Regions from separate parts of the Homo sapiens genome. Here region 1 is linked to region 2. The links are chromatin contacts, found by Hi-C or POLR2A ChIA-PET in ENCODE. All regions are on one chromosome and are shown on one strand. The core of a region is the stretch at or near the end of the contact, and the rest is flanking DNA. Distances in the headings are between cores, read along the strand shown.

Region 1 (2,700 bases), core at 129-2,628, 38 kb after region 2:
GGAGACAGCTTAAACACATTAAGGTATATCATCTTTCTTAACTTTCAGACACCACAAATCACTTCTTACCGATAGGTATTGCTAGATTGCTGGTGAGTTCTAAGCAGAGCAATATAACAGATATGAATTGCTCTTGCTTCACAGATACCAATTCCTTCTCATTATCAACATTAAATTAGAAAAAAAGTTCACTAATTTAGGTACAGTCCTAAACTACACGTGGCCGAATGTGAAAGCTAACTGCTCTTTGAAAATTATCCTTCGACAGACAAACATTGAACTAGATGCAGGCACAGTGTGAGATTCATCTAATAAGCCTTGTTTGACATTTTGTCAGGATAAGGAATGACTCATTAAATGCCCCAAATTGGCACTCAAGGTATGTTTTACCCTCCTACATTCCTCTGAAAGTTGATTCTTCCCTTAACTGAGTAACCAGTAAGATACTGTTTAATTCCGAGTCATATTAGGTAAATACGGTACTGTACTTCAAATGGTACTGTAGTGTGATGCCTCGTGGAGCCCTGGCAGATGCATGGAAGCAACAGTAAAGTGATTTAGTATTGTGAAATAAAGGAACTAAATCCTAATTTGTTCTGTGCTGGTTTAGCCCCAAAGGGCAAGGAGGTGCAAGTCCCTTACGCGCACCGTGCCGCTGTGCTGTCTAGCTTAAATTCATGTTGCCAGCGTTCCACCAAAGTTTGCAGGGTTTTGGAGGTGTCTCCGGCTGTTGCTTCGGCGGAGGAGTAGAGTTCCCCTCGCTGCGGGCGCAGGGCGCACTGCCTCCCGGGGAGACAGGTGAGTCCGGCGCGGCCCGCACGGGGTCGCCACCTGCCCCGTCGCTGCCCCCCTTACCTTGGTGAGCTGGGCGATTTTCTTGCTCATTTTCAGGTGCATCTCCTGGCTGTAGTCCATGCTGTGCCCAGCCAGCTGTGCGGTGGCCGGCGAGGGCGCGAATTTGGCCGCCGAGCCGCCGTAATAGTGCTGCTGCCAGCTCATGCCCGGGGTCGCCATCTTCCCAACAGACCCCAGCCGGGGCACCTGTCCCCGCGGGTGGAGGCAGGCCCGTGGAGCAACGACGCCCGGGAGGCAAGAGTCGCGGCGGCCGCTTCCCGACCCGACACCCGGCGCCCCCCAGACTCGGCCGCAGGCGCCGTCCCACCCGCGACCCCCGGGTCACCCCTGGAAGGGACGGGGCGGTCCCGCCGGCCCGAAGCCGCGGGGACAACGGCGCGGGGCAGATGCCCGGGGTTGGGCGGCGGCGGCCGGGGGCCGGGCCAGCTCTTGGAGGCTCCTCGGCCCGCGCCTGGCGGAGGCGTCGAGGACAGCGCAGCTCCGCGGGTCCCGCTCGCAGCCCGCACCGAGGACTCGGCGAGGCTGCGGAGGGAGGAGGAGACGGGGCGGGCTGCGGCGGGGATAGGCGGGGACATGGAGGAGGACGCGGGAGCCGCCGTTACCAGGGCGCGCGCGGGGACGGCGACGTCATTTCCCCGCAGCCAAGCCCCGCCCAGCCCCGCGCAGCCGCCGCCGCCGCCGCCAGTCCCGCAGCCCCGCGGCCAGTGCGGGCGCCTCGCGAGGTCGATCCGGGATCGTGCCGCCAGTGCTTCCCCCGTGTGGCGGGGATCCAGCAGCCCAGCCCTGGCGGCGATCCCCGTGCAGCGAGCGTGAGGCCTGACGTAAAAAAAAAAAGTATCCCCAAGAAGACGGTGCTGTAATCACCTTCGGTTAGCAGAACGGGTGTCGATTTACAGACCCTTTCCACATGCGTCCTCGTGTGTGCAGGGCCCCAAGAAGTGGCTCTTCCCCAAGAAGAGAGGCAAGCCCAATCCAGAGACATGAGTAGTGAAGTAGCGAGGATTCCCTGCCCTGACCTTCCTTCCAATGGCACACAAGTGACCGTGACACTGTCTTAGCCGCCCCCTCCCACCCCGAGTGCCCGGCCACTGCCCCCAGTTCAGTGCTGAGTGTATGTGTGGAGGGAACGCTCCTTTTCAGTCAGCTGGTGGAGCACCGCATAGCTACTTTCCCGCGGTGGAGCCCAAGACAAATAGATATGAAACTACTTGGCTGGAAATAAGTAAGAATAGGATCGGAGTGAAAGTAATGGTAAAAAAAACAGAAGATGGAACAAGACATCAGTGCTTTAAGGATTTGGAGCTGGGCCAAAATGTGTCATAACTTGTGCATTTTCGCCTTCATAAATGTGTTATTCCCTACTGATTTTCTCTTAACATCTCTACCCCTGCAAGTCAAATGATTTTTTAAAAAAGTTTTTGTATCCTGCATTGAAGCATGTGAGTCATTTTAGGGCATGGATAATACTTTAAAAACGTAGAATTGTACCTGTTTTTTTAAAAATCGTATCTCCACGCAGTTTTGCAGAACCAAATTCCCCAACTCCATGTGATTTCTTTTTAGCATGCAAGTAGCCAAAATATAAATCTGAGAATATTAACAAACTAGAGAGCCGAATTTAACAAAGATTGTCTGGATGTGACAACATCTAAACAAGGTGAAGGTTTAATCGGACCCTGAAATACTTTAAGATCTGTTGGAATTCCTGAAAGGAAACTTGAAATTGGCTCTTTTCCCAGATGCTAGGTACTCAGTCCCCCTTAAATAGACCTTCCAGGAAAAATGTTGTCTAGTTCCGAGGTTCTGAATGGAGCATATGGCCAGAAACAAATATCCTACAAATGT
Region 2 (2,700 bases), core at 5-2,504:
GGAAGATAGTTGAGCGGTTTCTTATAAAACTAAACACATTCTTATCATACAATCCAGGAATTGGTATTTACTCAAATGAGTTAAAAATATATGTCCATACAAAAACTGGCACACAGATGTTTATAGCAGCTTTATTCAAAAGTGCCAAATCTCAAAAGTAAGGCGTCCTTCAGTAGGTGAATGGATAAACTGATCCAGACGATGGAATATTATTCAGAGATAAAAAGAAATGAACGATCAAGCCATGGGAAAACATGAAGAAATCTTAAATGCATATTGTTAAGTAAAAGAAGCCAAATTGAAAAAGCTACATATTGTATGATCCCAATTACATGACATTCTAGAAAAGGCAGAAGTATGAAGATAGTAAATAGATCAGTAGTTGCCAGGGGTTGAGGAGAGGGAGGAAGGAATAGGCAGTGTTACAGGTATCATAGCTAGGCAAGACTGGGGCTGGACAGGGCTCTGCCCCACCCCCCACTAGAAATGTCAGGTGATGGTTTGGCAATTATCACACTGCCTCTCTAAAAATGATAATTCAGCAGCACCAGGGACAGGCCATTTCTTGATGGTCCACACCTGTTAACATCAAAACGTTAATTGGATGCAGGCCCCAGGGAGATGCAACTTCCTGGACATGCAGATTAAGAGACAAAAATGGCAAAGTATCTTCTGGGTACGCTACACTGGAAAAAGGAAGAAAGCCTCAGATGGGCATGTGTATAACTCCCTAAACACACTACGCGTGCTCTGCACATGCAGGCAGCCCACCCTTAGGGAAAAATCATGGGAAAAAGGTGAGCCTATAAAAGTCCTAGCATCAGGTTAAACGGGGACTCGACCTTCTCTCTTTAATCTTCATATGCCTGCGTGGGTCTCTTCCAAGTGCACCTTGTTCTAAGGCCTTTTAAATAAATTTCCATTCCTGCTCTGGAACTTGCCTCAGTCTGTTTTTCTGCTTTATGCCCCTCAGTTGAATTCTTTCTTCTGAGGAGGCAAAGACTGAAGTTGCTGTGGACCCGTATGGATTTGCCGCCGGTAACTCGGGGTACCTCAGATCTCTTCCACCACTAACATATTTGTTGCCGTGACTTGGATACCTTCCTAGTGGTAAGAGATTTCTATGCCTCACCTTCTTCAGCTGGAGGCATCTGACCCACATGCATGGCTTTTCCTCTCTTTCCTGCTTACTAACAAATTCCCCAGAGTAATTCCTCTTGGCCAGAGTGACTCTGCTCCGCCCAGCTGATTTCTCAGGTCACCTTGCCGGGTGGCTTGCAAGGGTGGCAGGGACTTTAGGGTCTGTACTGAGCATATCTAAGGCATTATATGGCCCTTCTTGACAGGAGCCTTGCACAAATGGTGGGGCTAAAGCCTAAACCATGTAATGTCTCGGGCTTCCTCTGCTTTTTCAACTAAAATCGGCTCTTTTCCGGGACAAATACGAATTGGAACTCTGGCTTTGCTGGCTTTTCATAACTCACCAAGTGCTTTTTGTTCCTGTTATATCCCGGGGCTAAGTTTTCTAATGGCTCTTAAAAGCTGCTTGTCCACCTGCACAGACCTTCAATCTGGCCCTTTTTAAGGACTCCACCCACTTGCTTTTTAAGTTAGCACCACTTTAGGAGGTGGAGAAATTCTTACCCCAAGCCGCAAGTCCTCAGGGGTTACTGATTTATGTTTGAACTTTTGTTCCAGAAGGTGAACAAATGTTGCACTCTTGAATCCAAGGGCTGCTGTTTTTGCAAGCATTTGAGGGGTTTCCATGCGTGTTCCTTCCACTTCCTCCTTTAGCTCCCATTTCTTGAACTACTTCCACACCCTTCTCAACAGGCAACAGGGCCTTCAAAGTCATATTCTAGGGGAGAGAATTCCAGCCCCTGTAGCAGTTAATGGAGAAATAAGCTTCTAAGAAAAGACATGATCATTTTATTACTAAAATACTCCAAGTGAGGGTTACTATAAGGTCGTGGCGACAAGGCCAGCCCAAGGCCGCAGACACAAGAGATCCACGGGACAGAGATGAAGGGTGGTCCCAAGCTAAAATTATGATGAGATGGGACTGAGAGACAAGACTAGCTGGATTTCCCAGGCTGACTAAGAATCCCTAAACCCAGCTGGGAAGGTGAGCGCATCCACCTTTAAACACGGGGCTTGCAACTTAGCTCACACTCGGCCAATCAGGTAGTAAAGAGCGCTCACTAAAATGCTAATTAGACAAAAACAGTAAGTAAAGAAATAGCCAATCATCTATCGCCTGAGAGCACAGCGGGAGGGACAATGATCAGGATATAAACCCAGACATTCCAGCTGGCAACCGCTACCCTCTTTGGGTCCCCTCCCTTTGTATGGGAGCTCTGTTTTCACTCTATTAAATCTTGCAGCTGCACTCTTCTGGTCCGTGTTTGTTACGGCTAGAGCTGAGCTTTCACTCCCAGTTCCCCACTGCTGTTTGTCACCTTCGCAGACCCGCCGCTGACTTCCACCCCTCCGGATCCGGCAGGGTGTCCACTGTGCTCCTGATCCAGTGAGGTGCCCACTGCCACTCTGGATCGGGCTAAAGGCTTGCCATTGGTCCTGCACGGCTAAGTGCCCGGGTTCGTCCTAATCGAGCTGAACACTAGTTGCTGGGTTCCACGGTTCTCTTCCATGACCCACGGCTTCTAATAGAGGTATAACACTCACCGCATGGCCCAAGAT

What was found. A loop is a pair of places that touch in the nucleus more often than their neighbours do. ChIA-PET counts read pairs that join two places held with the same protein, here RNA polymerase II (POLR2A). Pooled maps may share reads with other maps.
Region 1: a map of K562 shows a loop between it and region 2 (3-fold over the local background). The contact joins the promoter of FAM184A here to the enhancer-like site in region 2. A Hi-C loop is called at or near these places in 5 of 168 maps with a recorded cell type or tissue (CD4-positive, alpha-beta T cell, Caco-2, K562 and 2 more) and 11 of 50 pooled maps. POLR2A ChIA-PET finds 5 or more read pairs at or near these places in 7 of 52 experiments (CD4-positive, alpha-beta T cell, HEK293, Panc1 and 3 more).

Annotation. Positions count from the first base shown.
Region 1 is chr6:119,077,286-119,079,985 of GRCh38, forward strand. FAM184A (family with sequence similarity 184 member A) reads right to left here and starts at 1,379. Exons shown (of 18, transcript NM_024581.6): 1 at 856-1,379. The coding sequence starts at 1,014. RefSeq lists a silencer at 1,253-1,572.
Region 2 is chr6:119,039,222-119,041,921 of GRCh38, forward strand. All of the region lies in intron 1 of FAM184A (family with sequence similarity 184 member A), which reads right to left. Among named protein-coding and RNA genes, the nearest start is that of MIR548B, 29 kb to the right of the region's middle. RefSeq lists an enhancer at 1,283-2,174. Within about 2 kb of position 1,255, at least 2 of the 41 ENCODE cell types and tissues checked have a DNase peak (open chromatin) inside an H3K27ac peak, as active enhancers do.